Linked DNA regions of Homo sapiens: regions 1 and 3 are each linked to region 2. Evidence: chromatin loops called from intact Hi-C (ENCODE). Cell type or tissue: dorsolateral prefrontal cortex. All regions are shown on one strand.

Region 1 (8,000 bases), 360 kb after region 2:
CCATAAGCTAGCAGAAGAAAAGAAATAACTACAATCGAAGCTGAACTGAATGAAATTGAGACCCCAAAATTCATACAAAACATCAACAAAACCAAAAGCTGGTTCTTTGAAAGGATAAACAGGACTGATAGACCACTATCTAGATTATCAAAAGAAAAAAAAAGAGAAGATCCAAATAAACACAATCAGAAACAACAAAGATGACATTACAACCAATTCCACAGAAACACAAATGATCCTCTGAGACTATTATGAACACCTCTATGCATACAAACTAGAAAATACAGAAGAAATGAATAAATCCTTGGAAACACACAATCTCTCAAGATTGAACCAAGGAGAAATTGAAAACCTAAACAGGGCAATACTGAGTTCTGAAATTGAAGTAGTAATTTAAAAATCAACCAATTAACAAAAGCCCTGGACCAGATAGATTTACAGCTGAATTTTACCAGATATACAAAAGAGAGCTGGTACTAATTCTACTGAAACCAATCCAAAAAATTGAGGAGGAGGTTCTCCTCCCTAACTCATTCTATGAAGCCAGCATCACACTGATACTAAAGCTAGACAAGGATAAAACAAATGAAGAAAACTACAGACCAATATTGCTGATGAACACAGACAGAAAAATCCTCAACAAAATACTAGCAAATTGAATTCATCAGTACATCAAAAAGTTAGATCAAGTAGGTTTCATTCATGGAATGCATGGTTGGTTCAACATACACAAATTAATACATATGATTCATCACATAACAGAATTAAAAACAAAAACCTTATGATCATCTTAATAGATGCGGAAAATGCTTTCTATAAAAGCTATAACTTCTATCTGATAAAAACTCTCAAGAAACTAGGCATCAAAGGAACATACTTTGAAATAATAAAGAGCTATCTATGACAAACCTACAGCCAACATCATACTGAATAGGCAAAAACTGAAAGCATTCCCTTTTGAGAACTGGAACAAGACAAGAATGGTCGCTCTTACTACTCCCATGCAACATAGTACTGGAAGTGCTAGCCAGAACAATCAGGCAAGAAAAAGAAATAAAAGGCATCCAAACAAGAAAAGAACAAGTCAAACTATATCTCTTCATGAATAATATGATTCTATACCCAGAAAACCCTGGAGACCCTGCTAAAAGGCTCTTGAAACTGATAAGCAACTTCAATAAAGTTTAAGGATACCAAATCAATGTACAAAAGTAGGTAGAATTTCTATACCCCAATAACATTCCAGCTGAGAGCCAAACCAAGAATGCAATCCCATTTACAATAACCACAAAAACAAACAATAAAATACCTAGGAACACATCTAACGAAGGTGGTGAAAGATCTCTATAAGGAGACTTACAAAACACTGCTAAAAGAAATAATAGATGACACAAACAAATGGAAAAACATTCCATGCTCATTAATTGGAAGAATGAACATCATTAAAACGGCCATACTGCCCAAAGCAATCTACGGATTCAAGTTATTCCTATCAAACTATCAATGTCATTTTTTTCACACAACTAAAAATACTATCCTAAATTTCATGTGGAAATTAAAAAGAGCCTGGATAGCCAAAGCAATCCTAAGCAAAAACAACAAAGCCAGAGGCATCACATTACCCAATGTCAAACTATACTATAAGGCTACAGTAATCAAAACAGCATGGTATTGATACAAAAACAGACACATAGACCAGTGGAACAGAATAGAGAACTAGAAATAAAGCTGCAAACCTACAGTCATCTGATTTTCAACAAAGTTGACAAAAATAAGCAATGGAGAAAGGACACCCTCTTCAATAAGTTGTGCTGGAATAGCTGGCTAACCACATGCAGAAGAATGAAACTAGACCCTTTTTTTATACCATATACAAAAATTAACTCAAGATGAATCAAAACTGAAATGTAAAACCCCAAACTATAAAAACCATGGAAGACAACCTAGGCAATACTATTCTGGTCATAGGAACAGGCAAAGATTTCATGATGAAGATGCCAAAAGCAATTATAACAACAGCAAAAATTGTCAAATGAGATCTAATTAAATGAAAGAGCTTCTGCACAGCAAAATAAACTATCAACATAGTGAACAGGCAACCTGCGGAATTGAAAAAAATTTTTTTGCAAATTATGTGCGTGACAAAGGCCTAATAGCCAGCATCTATAAGGAACTTAAACAAATTTACAAGAAAAAACCAAACAACCCCATTAAAAAGTGGGCAAAGGACATGAACAGACACTTTTCGCAAGAAGACATACATGCAGTCAACAATCATATGAAAGAAAGGTCACCATCACTGATAATTAGATAAATGCAAATCAAAACTACAATGAGACACCATCTCGCACCAGTCAGAATGGCTACTATTAAAAAGTCAAAAAAATAATTAGCCGGGTGTGGTGGCACACCCTGTAATCCCAGCTACTCGGGAGGCTGATGTGGGAGAATTGCTTGAACCCAGGAGGTTGAGGCTGCAGTGAACCGAGTTCGTGCCACTGCACTCCAGCTTGGGCAACAGAGAGAGACCCTGTCTCAAAAAAAAAAAAAAAAAAAAAAAGGGCCTGGCACAGTGGCTCACGCCTGTAATCCCAACTCCTAACACTTTGGGAGGCCAAGGCAGGCAGATCACAAGGTCAGGAGTTCGAGACCAGCCCGACCAACATGGTGAAACCCCCGTCTCTACTAAAAATACAAAAATTAGCCAGATGTGGTGGCATGCACCTGTAATCCCAGCTACTCAGGAGGCTGAGGCAGGAGAATCGCTTGAACCCAGGAGGCGGAGGTTGCAGTGAGCCGAGATCGCACCACTGCACTCCAGCCTGGGCGACAGAGCAAGACTCCATCTCAAAAAAAAAAAAAAAAAAGTAAAAAAATAACAGATGCTGTTGAGACTGTGGGAGAAAGGGGAGTGTAAATTAGTTCAGCCATTGTGGAAGACATTGTAGTGATTCCTCAAAGACCTAAAAACAGGACTACCATTTGACTCAGCAATCCCATTACTGGGTATATACCCCAAGGTATATAAATCATTCTATTATAAAAATACATGCACATGTATGTTCACTGCAGCACTATTCACAATAGCAAAGACATGGCATCAACCTAAATGCCCATCAGTGGTAGACTGGATAAAGAAAATGTGGTACAGACACACCATGGAATATTATGCAGCCATAAAAAAACCCCATGAGATTATGTCCTGTGCAGGATCATGGATGGAGCCGGAGGCCATTATCCTTAGCAAACTAACACAAGAACAGAAACCAAATACTACATGTTCTCATTATGAGACACATGGATACATAGAGAGAAAGAACACACACTGGGACTTATTTGAGGGCAAAGTGTGGGAGGAGGGAGAGGATCAGGAAAAATAATGAGTACAAGGCTTAATACCTGGGTGATGAAATAATCTGTACAACAAACTCCCATGACACAAGTTTACCTATATAACAAACCTACACATGTACCTCTGAACTTAAAATAAAAGTTAAATTTAAAAAAGAGACAGAGACAGCAGATCAGAAAGATAAACAGCAAAATATTAATGCTGGTTATCACTGGTTGGTGGGATATTAGACAATTTTTGCTTTTAACCGTGATCATTCAAATGCTTTATATTGAACCTGTACTGTTTTCAACATTAAAAAAAATACTCAGGTTTAAGAAGAAACTAAAAAATAAAAACAGAAAATTGAAGAATGCTCTTCTCTGTACTCTTAAAGCAAACAGGCCTGTTTGCCTTAAGAAAAGTTTAAAAAGCACAAATAAGAACTGTAAAAAGCACTGCAAATGTTAGATGATAAGGTATATGTTGTGTAGAAAGTGAAAATTGTATCTTTTATAAAACCATTATTAAACAAAGAAATACAATGTAAATTTCCTGGAAACATACCAGAAGCAAAACTTTTAAACAAAATTCTGAGCTGGGTTTGACTTCTAGGACTGCATGGGCCCCTATTGTAGCAGCTGTGAGTGCAGAAACCCAAAAGATCAGAGAGCAAGGTGATACCTGTGACTTAGCCCTTCAGTGTCAACCTGGACACATCCTCATAATAGCCCCATTCCCTAAAGGATGCGGTTCCCTGGATGGTCCAAAGTGGGACTTCAGCCTAGTCTTTACAGACTTTTTAAGCAAAAACTCAGGGAGGTTAAATAACAAGCCAAGGTTGCCCAGTTGGGGAGGCCTGATGTCTTGAGAATCTGTGTTTTCCCTACATCCCTGTCCTCAGTTGAGATTATCTGAGGAATGTAAAGGCAGAAATTTTTGTTACCTGGAGATTTGAAGAGAGACCAAATGTTTGTGGGAAAACGACAGTCAAATCGACCATCAAAATCAGTAGAAATGTATTCCTATTTACCAATTTTAACACGTTAATACCAATAATCATTTTTCTGTGCACCAATTGTATAGCTTAAGAATTTGAAGCTCCCGTACATCAAGTTGGAAGCACTTTTTCTTTAGTGAAGTCTTGGAAAGATCAGAATAACTGGGTTCACACAGCTGGACACTCCTGCCCCCTGCTGGCTAGAATTAACTAAAACCAGACGATTTTAAGTTAACTGTAGGAACAACACTTTGAAACCTCTCAACTTTTCTAATAAAAGATAGCCAGCTCTTCCCTTACTTTGACGGGTAAAGTTCTTAGTTTATTTTCTTCAAAAGAGAGAGAGAGGGAACAGCTTGCATTCTGCTTTTCCCTCCTCTTCCTCCATCTTGTTGCCTTGTCATAGCCTGCCCAAGTGCTGATTTGTTTCATTATATGGTAAGAAGATAAGGGCAGTGTGTTTATAATTCAAATGTAATCAACAGTTTAAAATAGTATCCAGTACACAGAAGGTGCTCAGTAAATGTTGAGCAAATAAGAAGCAGAGGCAAAGTTGGAGAGAAAGCTGGAGAGAAAGATTGAGAGACGAGGATAAGAAAGAGAACCTATTCTTTCATGGACTGTTTCTCCCCTCTATTTGGGAGAGATATTTATTTAAGAAATACTAATATCATCCTTAGTATGTGCCAGGCATAGGAAATAGGAACTCAGTTAAGTAGGCATAAACAGGCATTGTCCTAAGCACTTTACAAATATTCTTAGTCCTCATAATAAACCTATAAAGTGAACATTATTATATTTATTTTACAAATTCGGAGACTAAAGCAGGAAGATTAAGTGAAATTCCCCAATGTTTAATTGCTAGTATAAGTGATGGGGCTGAGATTTAATCCTAGGGAGTTTGGCTCCACAATTCACACTTTTAACCAGACACATGCTGCCTCTCCAAAAAATGCAAAGAGGGGAGAGCAGAGATAGGGGAGAGCACAGAGAGGGGAGAAAAATAGTTGCGGAAGAATTGTACCAATCTTTCCACATAAGTCACTTGCCTTCTGGAACATTGTTAGAGTGGGTTATTTCAAAAGACCTGTCTTCAAGTCTGACATTCTCTCTGCTGCTTGGTCTAGTCTATTGTTGAAGCTTTCAACTATATTTTGTATTTTATTTGAGGACTTCTTCAGTATCAGAATTTCTGTTTGGTTCTTTTTGTATATCTATCTCTTTGGTTAATTTCTCATTTATATCCTGAATTGTTTTTCTGATTTCTTTGTATTGTTTTTTTGAAATTCTCTTGTAACTTACTGAGCTTTTTTAGTATCATAATTTTGAATTCTTGGCCGGGTACAGTGGCTCACACCTGTAATCTCAGCACTTTGGGAGGCGGAGGCAGGCGGATCACTTGAGGTCAGGAGTTCGAGACCAGCCCGGCCAACATGGTGAAACCTCATTTCTACAAAGATACAAAAATTAGCTGGGTGTGGTGGTGCACGCTTGTAATCCCAGCTACTCAGGAGGCTGAGGTAGGAGAATCCCTTGAATCCAGGAGGTGGAGGTTGCAGTGAGCTGAGATCATGCCACTGCACCCCAGCCTGGGTGACAGAGCAAGACTCAGTCTCAAATAATAAATAATAATAATAGTATTGAATTCTTTTTCCAGGATTTCATGAATTTCTTTTTGATTGGGGTCTGTTGCTGAGGAATTATTTATTGTGTTCCTTTGGAGGTGTCATTTCCTTGCTTTTTCAAGCTTCCCTTATTCTTACGTTGATACCTTCTCAACTAGTGTAATAATCACTTCTTCCAGTTTTTTGAATTTGCTTTTATAGGGAAGACATTTTCCTGAGGAGTATCAATGGTGTTGGTTGGGTGGGGCACTTTGGCTTTGCTTCTGGATACCTGTGATAGTGTAGACTCTATGATTTCTTCAGCTGTTAACAGTTTCAGTAGTATTTTTGATTTCCTCAGTGGTTTAGGGTTGGGTTATTAGTGGAGGCTATGCAAAGTTTTGCTGAGGATAGGGAAGCCAAGTGGGCCGGTCTTTGGGCCCCAGTGGTGGCAGCAGTGGGCTGAGTATGCCTGAGCTGGGCCCTGGGCGAATGCTGGCTGATGTTAGCTGGACCAGACCCAGGCCAGTGGACCCTTGGACCTCCAGTAGCTTGCTTAGAGTCTGGTAGTGGCAACGGTAGGCTAGGCGGGCGAGCCCGCTCTTGGGTTTCTAGACAGTGGGCGTGGTGTGGGCAATGGCGGTAGCAGGAAGACCCTCTGGGTCCTGATCGGTGTGCACTGGTGTTGGCTGTGGCTGCGGTGCCGAGTCGCCATCCACAGCTCCAAACCTGCAGCTCTCAGGCCCTCCTGCTCTCTGATACAGCAGTGCCACAGCACCGTGCAGAGTGTGGGAGGGACCCCACCCCTCCCTTCATGTGCAAGCCCGGGCACGGAGGCCACAACTCCAATGGGGTAGTCACCCCTCACAGCCCCAGACAGGCAGCCCTCCAACCTGCCTGCCCTACCTCTGGGGGTAGCGGCAGTGGCTGTGCCTGCAGCGGTGTGCAGAGGGGAAGAGGTCTCACTCTCTACAGCGTTAGCACAAGGTGCAGATGCTGCTCGGCCTCTGGATGGGGACTTCTCTCTTCTCTTACAAAGCGGAGCAGAGTTTGTGCTGCCGCTGGGGGCAGAGTGACTTCTCACAGCCCCAGGAAAGGAAGCTTCGGGCTCTGGAAAACTTGCTCTGGTTTCTTTTGCAGCAGCTGCAGCCTTTCGTCCTTTCCTTAGGGAGTCGTACTCCCTGTGGGCTAGAGTACTGGAGCCCCTGCAGCACCTTTTGGGTCCAGCCAGCGCTGTACCATTGCAGCTGTCCAGTGGACACTGGGGAATGTCAGCAGGAGATCCTGGGATGTGGAGATACGGGGGCTGTGGTTCCCAGGGCAGGGTGCAGTCCCGTGGTGGCTGCACTCCTGCAATGGCACCTGCCGCAGCTCAGGTGGGGTGTGGTGAGAGACCCAGGGCGAGTTTCCTGTCTGGTGCATTGCCCTCTCAGGGTCTCCAAACTACCGCCCAAGCACCGCCTGGGTACCTCTGGGTGGGGGAGCTCCCCGCGCTTAGGATCGCAGCAGTTCGCTTAGGGATGCAGACGTCGAGCCCTCTCACTTACCCTCTCGCCGCAATACCGAGGCCCTCGGGGCTCCTAGCCCATTTCAGCAGAGCTGACTGCTCACTTTCTTTTCCTGAACCTTAGGTATTCCTCTGTTGGACTGTCTCCTAGATGTTCTATTCCAGGTGTGATGATCTATTCACAGGTTTGCTTCTTCTTTCTAGGAGGCGGGGGGTGTCTGACGTCTGTAGTCAGACATCTTGAACTGGACGATCCAGAGGACAGTTTTAATAAGGGAATGCTAATTCCTGGAAAACAGCAGAGTAGGAACTGCTAGGTTCCAAGCTTCACCATGTGTAAGCCCATTTTCTTGGGTAAACTTGCCCAGAGGGGCGTCTGGTCTCAGTCCAGTCCTGAGACATCAGGGGAGGATGGAGGAGGCTGTGGAGCTGAGCAAGTTCTCCAGGACACGGCGAACCTGCTTCCCCACTCAGACACAGCTGCGAAGCTGCCCTTCCTGTATTGTCACTCTGCAGCTCACCTCCTTGTTCTGGGATTCTGGGCAGGCGCTGTGGACA
Region 2 (8,000 bases):
CTGAATGGATTGAGACCTGTCTCAGATACCTTTTGGTTTACAGCACCTTTCTGGTTGGCCTTATTAAGTGAGAAGCTCACCATTCTTTGGTTCTCATGGCACCTGGAAGGGTGGCCATACCTTGTGCTTTGCTGGGGACTGGGTCAGTGGGTGCCTGCTGTCTTAATTGTTAATACTCTCCCATTTCACTCTCAGATGTGACCTTCTTTGGAATGATAAGTCTTCTGTTTAATCACAGATGCTCTTGTTTTTCTTTGCGTCATCAGAGATTTCAGAGAAACTACACTCCTGTTTCATAGAAACAATGCCTGTCTTAACCTTATCAAATTGCTTAAGGTGAGCTTCAGAATCCACAGCACAGAAATTATACCAGCTTCAAAATAATAGCTGGAAGGCCATTGCCAACTCCTTTTTCTTTCCTCCCCCTCTCAATATTAGGTTTTTGAGAGTCATTGTCTTACCGTGTAAACCTTTGGTTTTTTGAAATGCCCACAAGCGCCACGGTGTGCCAGGCAACCCGAGGACAGTTCACACAGCTGTCTATAGCAGGACAGCTTTGAATTTTCCAGATCATTCCTAAACTTTTTTTTTCACCGCAGTAGCCACCCACTCTCTAATTTTCCTGTTTCTAGATGTCCTTTAGGTATTGCGGGTTTTGTGCCATTGATTTTCTATAATAGGAAATTCAATATTAAGTAAGAGTTGTCATATAGGCATTTCAGCTTTGTGGCTCTCTTGCCTTCTCTTCCACTTTTAATCCCTAAAAGTAAAGTTCCCCAAGCCTTGCACCTAAGCCTCTAATTTGCCTCACTGATGACATTTATGCAGCTGTCCCTCTGGAGATTCTGAGTGTCACAATATCCTTAAAAGCAGAGCTTCTCCTTCACTGGGAGTTTTTGCTTTATTTATAAGAGCTCAACAATGTGGAATCAGAATTCTTTGGACTCTCTTTGTTTCTGTCTACCTGCTTGTCTGTCTCCATCTGTTTGTCTTGTCCCTCAATGGAATGCTGTGATATTATGATATTCTGTCTTCAACTCCATGTCCTGACATACAACTCCTAAAATCCTTGAAATCTTCAAAGTGATAAGTATCTTTTTGTATCCTAATGAGATGACTGGTGGCTGGCAGCCCCTGGGTAGCTTCTGGATGGGGTCTGTTCATCAAAAAGACCAAGGCAGGATTAGAGGGCTGTGCAACTAAGTAGAATCACACAGTAAACTGCCGTTGATAATGTAGATGTCAGGTGTATTAATGTGAATAAAATGAAAGAATAGCCTAATTTAGATTTGCCCCAATAATTTGTGTGTGTGTGTGCGCGCACACGGGTGCACGCATCCTCAACCTCATGAGAGGGGAGAAGGGCTGAAGGGTGAGTTGATCACCAACAGCTGATGATTTAAACACTCGTGCCTATGTAATGAGGTCTCCATAAAGGCCCAAGAGAATAGGGCTCAGTGAGCTTCTGGGTAGCTGAACATGTGGAGGTCCCTGGAGGGTCACGTGCCAAGTGAGGGCATGGAAGCTCCACACCGTATGCATCTCTTCATCCATATCCTTTGTAATATCCTTTATAATGAACTAGCAAATGTAAGTAAATTTTTCCTGATTTCTGTGAGCCACTCTAGCAAATTAATCGAACCTTAGGAGAGGGGGGTCTTGGGAACCCAGATTTATAGCTGGTCAGTCAGAAGCACAGGTAAACCAACCTGGGGCTTGCGACTGGCATCAGAAGTGGGAGTCAGTTGGGGGACTGAGCCCTCAACCTGTGAAATCTGATGCTATCTCCAAGTACATAATTGTGTGGAATTGAACTGGAGGACGCCCAGCTGGTGTCTTCTGCAGAACTGATTGCTTGCTGGTTATGTGGGGGAAAACTCTCACACATTTGGTCACAGAAGTCTTCTGTATTGGTTGTTGTGGGATGAGAACAGAGGAAAAACAGTTTGTGTTGTTTTCACTAAGAACTGCTCTTCTCAGTCACTAGTATTTATTGAGCTTACATCTTAAAATCAGTATTCTTTTAGACACCACTGAGGAAGTAAAACATAAGATCTTATGGTCAGGCACTTTGGTCCACACCTATAATCCCAGCACTTTGGGAGGCCCAGGTGGGCAGATCACTTGAGGCCAGGAGTTCGAGACCAGCCTAACCAACATGGCGAAACCCTGTCTCTACTAAAATTATTAAAAATTTAGCCAGGCGTGGTGGTACATGCCTGCAATCCCAGCTACTTGGGAGGCTGAGGCATGAGAATCATTTGAATTCCGGAGGCAGAGGTCGCAGTGAGCCGAGATCACACCACTGCACCCTAGCCTGGGCAACGGAGCGAGACTCTGTCTCAAAAACAAAACAAGGCTGGGCGTGGTGGCTCACGCCTGTAATCCCAGCACTTTGGGAGGCCCAGGCAGGTGGATCACGAGGTCAGGAGATTGAGACCACGGTGAAACCCCGTCTCTACTAAAAATACAAAAAAATTAGCTGGGCGTGGTGGTGGGCGGTAGTCCCAGCTACTCGGGAGCCTGAGGCAGGAGAATGGTGTGAACCCGGGAGGCGGAGCTTACAGTGAGCAGAGATCGCACCACTGCACTCCAACCTGAGTGACAGAGCAAGACTCTCTGTCTCAAAAATATATATATATATATATTTTATCTGGGGGCATTTGTAGTCCCACATTATATGAATATAGAAATATGCAATATCTTATTTATTTTGATATTCTAAATAACAAAAGGAGGTAGTGAAATGTTGACACCTTTCCAAAAGGGATACACTGTTAAAAATGTTCAGAAACACTCAAGTCAAAATAAATAGTACCTATTTCTGGGGAAAAAGTAGGTACTAGTCACAAAATACAGACGAACAGAAGAGAAAAAAATGCTTCCAATGAGGGGAGATGGTAACAGTTTCATCAAATACTATAAGCTTCTTTGAGAGCAGTGCTTTTCATCTTTGGTCCTCGGGTTGCCTGGCACAGCTTGGGGCTTGTGGTGAAGGTGACCTATGACCACTGGTTTTTAATACTTACTGTGTACACTGTCAGAGGTAGGTGTGCCCCTACAACCCCCTGATTGTATCTCAGATCTTCCTTCATAGTGTGAAGGCTATGTAGCGAATCCCTCCTGTGTCCACTATGAAAAGTGAGCCATGGCTTCCTAAAGGACCAAAATCTCAGGAATTTTCCGACTGACTTCAATTCTGCTTCCCAGCAAGGCCTGGCTTAGCTCTGTTTTGTCACCTATTATATTTATATTGTCGCTTGGCCCAGGACAATAGGTATAAATAAGACAAGTGTCTTCTAAGTCCTGATTTCAAACCTCCTCCCTACTTCTCCACCCTCCCAAAAACATGGTTGAATAATCAACATTTCAGACTCATGGAGGAAGTCGATTCCACTGCAGGGTTAGTTACAGGAAGCCTTTGCCCTCCTAGGGATCAGAACCAAGTTAGCAGTGATTACCGTTTTAACCTGTTAACTATGGGATTTGAGCTCTGGACATAGCCGGGAGGATCTCAGAGTTCTATTTCCTTTTAAGAGTGGGTCTAGATTCCCCACCAGAGTCGGTTCTTAGGAAGGGAAGAAAATGGCAATATTTTAACTTATGGAACTACTATATGTAATTCCATCACTGGGTAAATGATTGGAAATACCAAGCAGCTAGACTTTGTTGATAAAAACCTTATAAATACATGGTGACATTGTGACAAAAAGGGGGCAAAGTTTATAGTTTAGAAATCTATAAATTAGTGTTTATAGATTAATTATAATAAATAAATTAGTGTTTTCCAAAATTAGCATGTTAATGGTAAATTGGGAACCCACATAGCTGTCTTAAATTTAAGTTGGTTTTGTTCTCTTTGTTTTTGTTAGAACGGGAAGTTTCTCTAGGAAGGAATGAGCATGTGATTCCACCAGCAGCCGGCAGGTGGCAATAGTAGGCAGTAGAGTGCTGGCTTTTCTTCCCCATTGCCTGGCTGGCAGATGGCCTTGTTCTCAGAATAAACTGGGATCAGATTTGGATACTAAAACCATGCAGAATCTGATTATTTGTGACTGACACTATTAGCAATGTGCTCAGAGCCGTGTTTTAACTCAGCTAGGGGGAGCTGCCAGGTCCTATTGAAACTACCCAACACTTGCTCCTTTCTGCTACCAGATATTGCTTTCCTTTTGCAACCTGAAATTGGTAGGAAACAAAGAATGACCTTGGAGTTGCATCATCTATGAGACTTTCAAACCAAATTATTACCATCCCGGGCAATATTTTTCTCTTGCACTTCTTTCCTGCTGAATTAGTCTCATTGCACACACATCTCTGTTTGCCTTTTTTTTTTTTTTTTTTTTTTGAAACGGAGTTTCTCTCTTGTTGCCCAGGCTGGAGTGCAATGACGCGATCTTGGCTTGGCGCGATCTGGGCTCACCGCAACCTCCACCTCCCGGGTTCAAGCAATTCTCCTGCCTCAACCTCCCGAGTAGCTGGGGTTACAAGCATGCGCCATCACACCCGGCTAATTTTGTATTTTTAGTAGAGACGGGGTTTCTACGTGTTGGTCAAGCTGGTCTCCACTGCCCGACCTCAGGTGATCTGCCTGCCTCGGCCTCCCAAAGTGCTGAGATTACAGGCGTGAGCCACCGCGCCCGGCCCTCTGTTTGCTTTCTCGGCTCCCGTTTCTCCTTGCAACAAGGAGCAAAATAAAATCCCACATCTTAAAAACTGGATCCATTGTTTGATTTAAAGATTAACCTCGCTTAAATGTTGTGTTTAAGCAGACACAACAGAAGATAACTCAGTCCTGCTACCTAGAAAGTTGCCCTGCAAGGTCTTCAGGACTATTGATTAAGCAGATAAATCAATTATCTTGTTAATTGAATCTTAAGAGTCATTTAATCGATCCTTTTAGACCATACTTGAATGATAGTATATGCATGTGTTTTGCTAATCAGTTTATTCTAGACACAGGGCTCGGGGTTCATTGACAGCAAAAATAGGGAGATATTCTAAATCAGTCCTTGCTTAGCACAAAGCAGTAAGCAGTTTTTCCCGTGGTTTCATTGATTTTTGTAAAAATACCAAAAACTTGAGGTTTTTAAGAAAATACTTCCATGTTTTTATTTATTATGTAGAATATTAAAAACTTAATCTAATCTGAAAGGTGAGGATTTGAAGAAAAAAGGTAGATAATGCAATGGTAAATGTATCTTTATTGACTTAATATATCATGTTTGCTCTGATAGTAAAAGAACCACCCAGATGGTCCTTTAATGTTCCTTTCAGTACTAAGATTTTGTGAAACATCTTTTAAAGAGGAGTAGGTGGTGTATGTAGGGAAAAAATAAATGTGCTATTTTGGCTTCTAGGGAGGAGGGGGAGGGAAGCAATTATTTTTAGAATATGTTCTAGTTGCACACGGTTTTAGAAGAAATAGAAGAGTGTGTTTTAACGACAGTGAATCCTTCAGGGGGATGAAGTCTATGGAAACACGTCTTTCAAATCCTTCCCACCATGATCCCAGAGAGGACACTTGTAATTAAAGTGTGTGTGTGCACATGTGCATGTATGCACACTTATGTTCCCACACAAATGTGGGGGAGGGAAGTGGCAAACGCATGCACATGTTAGCAAAGTTTCTTGGATTAAAAAGTACTTAAGTTCACTCTTTATGAGAAAGTGCTGCCAAATTTAGCATTCCTTATTCAGGGGGAGCTACAGAGGGAATGTAGCTGAACGTAGAAAAAGGTGAAAGAAATAATGAAATCAGTTAGAAAAAAAATATTGAGTCACACTATTAATATAATACCAAGGGGTTAAATGGGTAAGCTAACTGGAATGTTTCCCCCAAAGTTAAAGCAGAAAAGTTTTAGTGCTGAGCTCTTTACCTTGATTTTTTCCCCTAAGCATTACATAATTTTCTAAGCAGAATTTCTTGTGATAGAAACCATGATAAATAATGTACCTACCTGTGGTGTAGCCCGAACTTGCTTAACTGAGTCCCAAAGGAATTTGTTGCCGTGGACGGCCCTGTTACGTGGACTTTTTGCACCATAACGTTTCTACCTTTTGGATCATACTAGTGGTTTGATCAAGTCTATCAAACAAACATCATTCACATTCTAGTCTATAGACAGTATACAAGCAGTAGGTGTTCAGATAATTTTTTGAGATGAAGTCTCGCTCTGTTGCCCAGGCTAGAGTGCAGTGGTGTGGTGCGATCTTGGCTCACTGCAACCTCCGGCTCCCGGGTTCAAGCAATTCTCCTATCTCAGCCTCCCAAGTAGCTTGGACTATAGGTGCACACCACCATACCCAGCTAACTTTTTTTGTATTTTTAGTAGAGACAGGGTTTCATCATGTTGATCAGGCTGGTCTCAAAATCCTGACCTCAGGTGATCCACCTGCCTGAGCCTCCCAAAGGGCTGGGATTACAGGCATGAGCCACCACGCCCGGCGTTTTCAAATAATTTTTAATAAATATTGTCTTTCAGCCTTTTAGGTATTCAAGCAAATATTGATTCTGACAGTGAAAAAATAGTCTCTGTAGCTGAGCAGTTCCTTTTGATGTATTGGATGCAGACTCTTTATCAACTTATATAATTCAGTAAAATATGTATCTATCATAGTATCAACTTTATATGCGTTCTTTAAATGCAAAAAAAGTAGCAATTCCATCCACAAACCCCTTAGTAGGGTTTGGGGTTCTGTTTTTATGGGTTTTCTTGGAGGTTAAACAGGCATCTTGATGTTTTCCTTCTCCTCTCTTCTATTTGCTTGAGATAATTCTTCCCACCTGACACCCGTGCCCCTCCTCCTCATCCTCCAGCCTTCTACCAGTCTTGTGTAGGTTCTGATAACCATTCTTGGCAGTCAAGCATTTTAATTGAAGCATGGGTTTCTGCTTAATTATTATCTCAGCGAGCGTTGGCATTGTAAGCTTTTCATTTGTGAATTGTGGAATCCATTTTTCATATTAAGGCAGAGGTAAGGGGAGAGGCAGATAAAAAAAATTTAAAATTTATTTCTTCATTTGTCCATTGAACAGATATTTATTAAACTACCATTTACCTGGCCTAACCTAGGTGTTGAGGGTCTAAGATGAGCAAGAAAGGCCACCGCTCTCAATGTTGAAGCTTCTGGGCTGCGGGAAGGGTCCAGATATCCTACTAAGCCCCTCACACATGCCAGCTAATTTAGCCTTACGACAGTCCTTTAAGAAAGCTAATTTATACACAGTTGAAGTAAATGTTAAAAATCCCACATAGTCCTTTGAAGTTTGCCCCATGCTTGATGCTTCTGCAGCTTTTGCTGCTGCTGTTCACTCCCATATTGAAGTGTTTCCTCACTTGTTTATAAACCACTACATCCCCCAACACATATTCCTACCTCCTCCCCGTGGCTCTCCAGTTCCCCTCCCGCAATCTCTTACCCAGCTCTCTCCCAGTGTGTTGGTCTCTCCCAAGTCCTGGCTTTGTGTTTTTTCTCTATTTACTGGTTTTTGTTGTTATTTTGTTTTTGTTTTTGAGACAGGGTCTCGCTCTGTCACCCCGGCTAAAGCACAGTGGCATGATCATGGCTTACTGCAGCCTCGAACTCCTGGGCTCAAGAGATCCTCTGTCCTCAGCCTCCCAAGTAGCTAAGACTACAGGCATGTGCCACCACACCCAGCTAATTATTTTTTATAGAGATGGGGGTATCACTATGTTGCCCAGGCTGGTCTTGAACTCCTAGCCTCAAGTGACCTCCTGTCTCTGCCTCCCAAAGTATTGGAATTACAGGCGTTAGCCACCGTGCCTGGCTTCCATTTGCTCTTTAACCAATATGATATCCCTAAGCTCAAGCTCTTCTGTTTCCAGTTTCCCATTGGTGATTTACCCTTTTTATGTTACCATCTCTGGCCCCTAGAGCAAAGCAGTTGCTGGTAAATGCTGGGGTCTTGACTTCTCTCCCCCTTTTCCATGAGGAGTCTGGTTGAAGCAGCTGAGCTCTAACTCTGTGGGATTCTC
Region 3 (8,000 bases), 270 kb after region 2:
TAGGAGAGCTAATAGGTCCATATGTAAAGAAATCACATTTTGTTTTATAATGCTGTTAGTCTACAAACAGCACAAAAGAAAACAAATAAAATCCAGTCCTAGATACAATTTTCAAAATATGACGAAAGAAAATGAGCTCTAAAATACCTTAGAAGTAGTGGGTCTAAAATTTAAAATACAATAGAGAAGAATTTTAGGTTAAATATCACCCCCAACAACATCATTCCTTATAAAATAATGCTGCTACTACTTACTAGGTGGCTTTAGCACTGCCTTGAACTGTGATTGTCAGAATAGGTATCCAGGTTCCCCTATATTCAAATGCTGGTAGCAAAGTAACACCTCCACCAATCCCCACCATTCCTGAGTTAGCTGGTGCTGAGACTGAGCCACCTAAATTATTGTTTCCTGTTAGAGAAGAAGGGAAAAAAAGAAAAGACACTAATTTACTACTTGACTACAAATCAGTAATAGTCAAACACCTGGCCAATCTTTAAAAAAAATTTCTGTGCTATCAGAATGGGTATTGCAGAAATAAATGAAATTTATCAGTACTACTTTGTCTATCAGAGAATGTTCCTATTTCCCTAAAATACCATTTCCCTTTTTAAAATAAAAGCTGCTAGGGGAAGTAAAAATGCTGATAAATGTTTAGCCTTTCATTAGACCACTTTTTATCAGAAGTGGGAATAAAGTATACAAAACCATCACTCAGTACAAAGTGGAAGAGAAAGAAGGTAAAGGGAAACAACAAACCATACAGATTCCCAAACTCCAATGACCATGTTAACCCCTTTAAGAGAGGGACTAAGTCTTCCTAAGGTGGTAACCATCTAGACTCTTCAAAGGGAGTCATCAAATAAAGGTTCTTTTAAAATGAAGATTAGCATCTAAACTTTTGTTCTTATGTGATCAGAGAAACTGAAAGTATGTCAGAGAAGAAAATCTATTCTGGAAAAAAGAAACACAACTGCTTCATTGAGATCAGATTATTCTTTCAGTGCAATTCTTTACTACCAACATGTTTAGGTAACCCAAATTTCTCTAGTCACAGAATTTCATAATATCCTCTCAGAACAGTCAATACTGTAACTTACGGCAGAATATAAGAAACAAAATTATGAATATGTTTTTACCAGCTTGGTTGCTTGTTGCAGGATTTCCAGTAGGGGGGACAAGAAACAAGGACTGTATAAAAGATCCCAGTGCATTTACAATATCACGAAAAACCTTGGTAGAATGCTGTTTCATATCATAGGACTGACAAAATGACCTGTAAAATAATTTAAAAGGTTTTTGGGAAAAACATTTGAATATATTAAAAACTGTAAACCTTTTTATAGCAAGTGATATTACTATAAGAGTTACCAAACTATACTAAAACATTCTTCATTACAACTCAGTAATTTTACCAATTTAGGACAAAGGTTCAGATAGAGGTCACAGTTCTAAAAAAATTATTTTGGCTATATTAAATCAGTAAATTCAGACTGATGTCTATCACTCACCACATGTGTTTACCTCACAGTTCTTTTCCACATCTACACGCCCTACCCGTCCTTATAGATACAATACCCTATTTTCTTTGTTTAGAAATCACTAATATTGGGAATAAATACCAAAAGTCTTCTGACTAGTTTATTAACCTATTATAGGTTAGTTTACAGGTTAATAAACATTAACCTATCTATTTAACAAACTATTGCTGAGGTTTTACCTTAATAGTTGAGGCTGCACACAGAATCTGTGTATTGATTCCACCGCAACAGCTCGTAGCCACTGTGGTTTATCTGCATCCAGAAATTTCACCAGAAGTGACAGAAATATCTCACATTCAGTTACCTAAAAATATATGATTTTTAATACTATTTCTTTGAATCAAAGAGAAGAATTATAGACTGTGTTCTTATTCTTAACTTAGTGCTATGGACAAACCAATAAAATCTTTTAGATTAGAAATCAAACTCTTAATGGGGAGTGGAGAAACAGAGAAAGGAAATGTAGTTATACATGGAAACATTAACAGTAAAAATAATCACAGTGTTTCTCTAAATATATACCTGAAAACATTAGTAATCTGCTAATACGGTTAATCCTTTATCCTTGCTCTTTAGAAAGCAGATAATACCATCATGCCATCTCCATTTCTAAAAACTGCCAGACAGCATGTACCACATAAACTGCTGACAGGATGCACGTTCTACTCTTCAGAGCAGTTTTTTCCATACTTTCTTTTGCTACTAAAGAAACAAAGAGGCAAGCCAAAGGGTGCTTAGTATAAATTTTATAGTAGAAAAATAAGGAGGAACCTATAGCAGTTGACAGATGTAAAGTATATAACTATTAGAACAGGGCCTGTACTGCTAATTAAGTATTAATTATCATTACTGTTGTTGCTAATATAGACCATTTCTCAGCAAGCTCTTTATAAATAAATAATGTTCAAGGCACACCCAAGGCATTAATCATTACATGTCTGATAACTGAATGAACAAACAAAAGCTAACCCGTTCATCCAAAGGTAAATGGATTGTTTTTGTTACTTATTAATTGACAATACAGCAGGACCTCTGGGAGGTAAAAATTAAGCTGACATGGTGATTATTAGGCCAAACTGATTCTTGCTACTAGGTACAGCAAGTTATTGGATGTTTTAGCTGGGGTATCTCAAAATGAGTGAACCATAATGTGAGACAAGAAATTTGGGGAAATATAGTAGCCCTCAGGCTTTTAGTGCAAAGTCTTAGCTGCTAGTATTTTCTAATGCCTTTCAGTATCTTTAACTGGATGCTTAAAAAAAGGACATAATCATAATGACACAGTAGGAGGAATAACTAAAAACAACATTATCATTTAGACTGCTAATGACTGGGTAAGTATATGCAGAGGCTTGTCATTGTCCTAAACATGATAAAGCTTAGTTTAAAGGAACTAGATCAGGAGTCAGGTGGCTCAACTTCTTTATCCAGCAACCTTGTGCGTAAGGACAAGCATGGTTGCCTTTCTTATAAATAAAGGATGAAAATATCTACATCTTTCTGGGAAATCAAATGAGAAAAATGTAAGAATAAAAACATCCCCTAAACATGACAAAGTGCCATGCAAATGAATAGGGCATTATTTTTTCTAAACAAAATGACACCTCTTTAGAGGAAGAACTGAGAAAGAAAGACCCATGCTAGTGACTCATTGGACAACAGCTCTATCTACTGGAGGGTTTGAATATTAGTAAGCCCTTCAACAAGTGCAATATCAGCTTTACAAGTGGCATAAGTGGCATATAAGTGTGTGTGAATGAATTTAAGGTTCATCAGCTAAGCTTTGAGGCAAGAATACAAAGGATCTCAGAAACATCAAGTATATTACAGCCGAAGGAATAACATTATAAAACTTGCCTTGAAAGCATATCATTTTTTCTCTATGACACAATGACTATAACACAAACCAATTATTTATCAATTTATACTGGAACCACTAAAATCTTATGATTTGGGTAAAAAAGAGAGGCTCTCTCCTGAAGTCTAGAACCTTGTTCTCCTTTTGTTTCTTCTTGTCAAGTGTGAAAGTTTGAGCAGAGAACTAGTGTTGAGAGCACTGAACACTGAACAAGGGCCTCAATGGAGAAAACCTACTATGAATCTGTTAAGACTTTCCCCCAAGTGGCTGCACTTATAAGGAAACAGGTATTAAGATTAGCACTTATGGTATAAATCCAATTTTTGTGACCCAGATATGTCATAAACTCCACTATACCAACATGAAGGGTGATGAATGTTTTTGAACTCCTGTAGTACTTTGGTAGTAGATTATTATCTAAACGTCAAGAGACATCTGATGGCTTAAGATGAATCAAAGTTACTGAGGTAGACATTCTAATCTCAATATCACATAGATATCTATTAAAGAATCCTGTATGTAAGAGTTGACTTGGCAGACAATGAAGAAAATCTGGTAGCACATTCATGTAGGAGTCTATTTGTCAGGAGCTTGTCCGAGTTAACAACCTTGGAGCTAATAGATTTGGTAGTGATGAGATCTTTTGTTAGAGAAATGTCTGTGAAGAAGTAGAAAATTAGTTTGGACAAGGCAATTTAGCCTCATTGATTCCTTTCTAAAAACAGTAAGTCAAGGGCAGAAAAGAGATATGCTAGCCTCTTTTTTTTTTCTCTTTTGAGACAGTTTCACTCTGTTGCCCAGGCTGAAGTACAGTGGCTCAGTCTTGGCTCACTGCAACCTCCACCTCCTGGGTTCAAGTGATTCTTGTGCCTTAGCCTCCTGAGAAGGTGGGATTACAAGCCACCATGCCCAGTTAATTTTTGTATTTTTAGTAGAGATGGGGTTTCGCCATGTTGGTCAGGATGGTCTCGGACTCCTGACCTCAAGTGATCCACCCGCCTTGGCCTTCCAAAGTGCTGGGATTATAGGCGTGAGCCACCACACCCAGCCACTAGCCCCTTATAATTAAGTTTCATAAATTCCTTAAGGGTACTTGTTTAAGGAATATGTGGGTACACATCCTAAGTGATTCAGAGAGCAGAAAAGCACCTACCTTGGATGACAGAAAGGGAAAATAATATAGTATAGTAGCTATTAATATACCTAATGAGTGAGAAATTCTAATTTCTAAATTCTAATGAGTGATAAATTCTAATATACCTAATGAGTGAGAAATTCTAATTTCCTCTAGTCACTCTAGATGTATTAACAGAACCTTTAAAGATTAATTATCTTCACCCTTGAACTACCTGATAGAGTGAGATAACCTGGTGAATACTGGGAAGCACATAATTCTCTAGGGTAGTCATTCCCAAAGTGTGGTCCCTGGGCCCCTTAGGAGTCCCTGAGACCATTTCAGGTGGTCTGCAATTTCAGACTTATTTTCATAATAATATATTATTTGCCATTTTCAATGCACGTGGGCCAAATGGCTGGTGCCTTAGCAGAAATCAAGGCAGTAACCCCAAACTGTACTAGTGTCATTGGATTCTTCACTGCCACGTATGATTTTAAAAAACAAAAATGGTTTTACTTAAGAACCATAATAAACGGGCCGGGCAAGGTGGCTTATGCCTGTAATCCTTCCACTTTGGGAGGCTGAGGTGGGTGGATCACTTGAGGTCAGGAATTCAAAACTAGCCTTGCCAACACAGTGAAACCCCGTGTCTACTAAAAATATTTTTAAAATTAGCCAGGCATAGTGGCAGGCACCTGTAATCCCAGCTACTTGGGAGGCTGAGGCAGGAGAATCGCTTGAACCTGGGAGGCAGAGGTTGCAGTGAGCCGAGATCGCGCCACTGCACTCCAACCTGGGCAATGAGAGTGAAATTCCATCTTTAAAAAAAAAGATTAATTTTTTTTTTAAAAAAGAGCCATAATAAACAAAACTAAAATAAAAATAAAATAGATTGATTTTGTTAAATCTGACCCATAAGTACATGTCTTTTTTTTTTTGAGATGGAGTCTCAAAAAAAATAATATCTTTACATATTATATAATATATAATTATATATATATATTATTATACATATAATATCTTATATACTTTGGATATTTTGGTGCCTGCCACCACACCCGGCTAATTTTTTGTATTTTTTAGTAGAGATGGGGTTTCACCAGGTTGGCCAGGTTGGTCTCAAACTCCTGACCTCAGGTGATCGGTCTCCTAAAGTGCTGGGATTACAGGCGTGAGCCACTGCGCCTGGCCAAGTACATGCCTTTTTAATGTTCCTTGTGACAAAACAGGAAGTACACATGAAGCGTTTTTACTGTGTATCAAAGTACCATCATTGTTGGAAGAAAAGCATAGCTGTGAACTGAGCTAGTCTTTTTACCCTGTGGAATAACATTTTCACTGAAAAAGCAAACAGTAAATCATGATTATTTACATTTGTATATACTGTACAAACAGTTTCTCAAAAATAAAGTACGCCTGTCACTTTAGGGTAAACAACTGACAGTGTTTGTTGCCAATAATAAAATTTGAGCTTTCAAACAAAAATCAGAATTTAAAAAAACTTGTATCTACCCTATAACCTAAGACTCTTCTGATATATGGTGGTGATATTAACAAATGTAATATTTGCAGGAAGTGATAACATTTGGAATATCTACACAACTAAAATACATGATGTTACAAAATCATGCATGACTAAAAGATCCATTTGAAATGTAAGACCAATGAAATGAATTTTACTGTAACACAGTATAAAAACGTTTCAGATCCTAGACCTGTAAGAAAGTGTCGGCAGGGTGTGGTGGCTCACGCAGTAATTCCAACACTTTGGGAGGCAGAGGCGGGCAGATCACGAGGTCAGGAGATCGAGACCATCCTGGCTAACGGGGTGAAACCCCGTCTCTACTGAAAATACAAAAAATTAGCCGGGCGTGGTGGCAGGCGCCAGTAGTCCCAGCTACTCAAGAGGCTGAGGCAGGAGAATGGCATGAATCCAGGAGGCGGAGTTTACAGTGAGCCGAGATCACGCCACGGCACTCCAGCCAGGGTGACAGAGCGAGACTCCGTCTCAAGAAGACAAACAAAAAAAGAAAGTGTACCGTTTGGTATAGTATCAAAGAAGAATATCCACCATTATTATCTAAAAAGGCCATTAATATAATTCTGCCTTTCAACTACATGTCTTTATGAAGCCAGATTTTCATCGTTATGTGTCAACCCAAAAAAAATCACAACAGAATGAAGACAAAAGATATGAGAATCCAGCTGTCTCCTATTAAGCCAGACATTCAAGACATTTACATTTGGAAAACGTAAAATAATTTTTTCTTTAAAACATAATTATTTTTCATAAAAATTTATGTTAACATGTAATAGGTTTAGTATCATTTCAGCTTTAATTCTTAATAAAGTAAATAATGATAGAAATAACTCACATGCACAAAAGCTCCTAAATATTTTTTAAGAATATAAAGGGGTCACTGTTTTCATAGGGCATTCAACATGATTTATTTATTTTGGGTCCTGATACCTCTGTCTTGGATCCCCAAGTGTCACTCCCTCCCAGCATTCCCCTCTCACCACCCACCCCCAGTATCACTCAGCTGAGGCGATTTCAGGGACTAGTAGGGACACAAAGGGCTGAATGATTGGAACGGTGGTGTGCTGCTAGAGGTGGCAGACAGCCAGGGCGTCCCCAGTGCCTTTCTGCTCTGGAACATTCTGTGACCCGTCGGGGTGTTTTGAATGGTAGCACCCCCTCTTCCACATGGTTATTTATTAAATGACCACTTCCTGTTGCAAAAAAAGTAATAAAAGAGTATAAAGCAGTCTTGAGACTAAAAAGTATAAGAATTATTCCTCTAGTATGTCTTCTAGGAGATGTACCATTTCCAGGTTTAAATAAAGAAAATACAGAGAAATAAGAGAGAGGCATCACACATCAACCATATATAGCTTGCCCCCCAACTACCAGGCATCTAACTTTTGCCCTTGAAGAAACTGTAGAATGCCTAATTTTTTCTAAGCTAAGATGTCCCAATGTAGCCAATTACAATACTGAGGAATTACTTTCTTATATATATCTGAAAATCTCAACTTTGCCAACTCAGTCCTAGAGTTCCTTATTAGGAACCAATGTTTTACCAGTTGATCATCACCCACAGTTCACAAGTAAAGCAGGAAAACAGGCCTTCCTCTTCCTTTAGGCAGTAACTTTCCATTTTTTTCTGTTGCTGGCTGTGCTGTCATTTGTCCCACGTTGTCCCCCTACACCCCCACCAATTAAAGGGACAAAGGTCAAAATATGGAGAATGTTATAGAAGCAATACAAGAAACTTGGCACTGTCAGCCTTGGAGAAAGAAAAAAAAAGAGAGCGAGAACTAAGAAAACAGCGAAGTAGTAAAGTGTAGTGGGGTTAAAAGTGTGTTATGGAGCCTAAAAAATTAGTTAACACCCCAGTGTTGCAGCTTATAAACTGCATCATCTCAGGCAAACTATATAAGCATCCTGGTCCTCATTTTCTCAGCTATAAAACTCAAATATGAA

The links. A loop is a pair of places that touch in the nucleus more often than their neighbours do. Peaks named below come from ENCODE experiments on the same cell type or tissue, not always from the same donor. Only the 100,000 strongest peaks of a DNase experiment are listed, where the experiment ranks them.
Region 1: a loop joins it to region 2, with 10 times the contacts of the local background. A loop is called at or near these places in 99 of 110 quality-filtered maps.
Region 3: it touches region 2 in a loop (6-fold over the local background); 10 of 110 quality-filtered maps call a loop at or near these places.

Annotation. Positions count from the first base shown.
Region 1 is chr12:62,434,843-62,442,842 of GRCh38, reverse strand. No RefSeq gene overlaps it. Among named protein-coding and RNA genes, the nearest start is that of MON2, 28 kb to the left of the region's middle. RefSeq lists an enhancer at 6,925-7,734. In dorsolateral prefrontal cortex, CTCF peaks have their summits at 4,295, 4,510 (motif pointing left), 6,838 and 7,038; DNase peaks (open chromatin) are centred at 4,512, 6,505 and 6,982; H3K4me3 peaks cover 1,513 bases.
Region 2 is chr12:62,790,089-62,798,088 of GRCh38, reverse strand. The region is part of intron 3 of PPM1H (protein phosphatase, Mg2+/Mn2+ dependent 1H); the gene reads left to right. Among named protein-coding and RNA genes, the nearest start is that of PPM1H, 140 kb to the left of the region's middle. In dorsolateral prefrontal cortex, CTCF peaks have their summits at 3,721 and 3,929 (motif pointing right); a DNase peak (open chromatin) is centred at 3,948; H3K4me3 peaks cover 1,176 bases; H3K27ac peaks cover 3,061 bases.
Region 3 is chr12:62,518,357-62,526,356 of GRCh38, reverse strand. MON2 (MON2 regulator of endosome-to-Golgi trafficking) reads right to left here. Exons shown (of 35, transcript NM_015026.3): 9 at 1,718-1,842; 10 at 1,137-1,273; 11 at 255-408. Among named protein-coding and RNA genes, the nearest start is that of MON2-AS1, 37 kb to the right of the region's middle. In dorsolateral prefrontal cortex, CTCF peaks have their summits at 1,424 and 3,205; DNase peaks (open chromatin) are centred at 6,446 and 7,126; H3K4me3 peaks cover 1,017 bases; H3K27ac peaks cover 4,968 bases.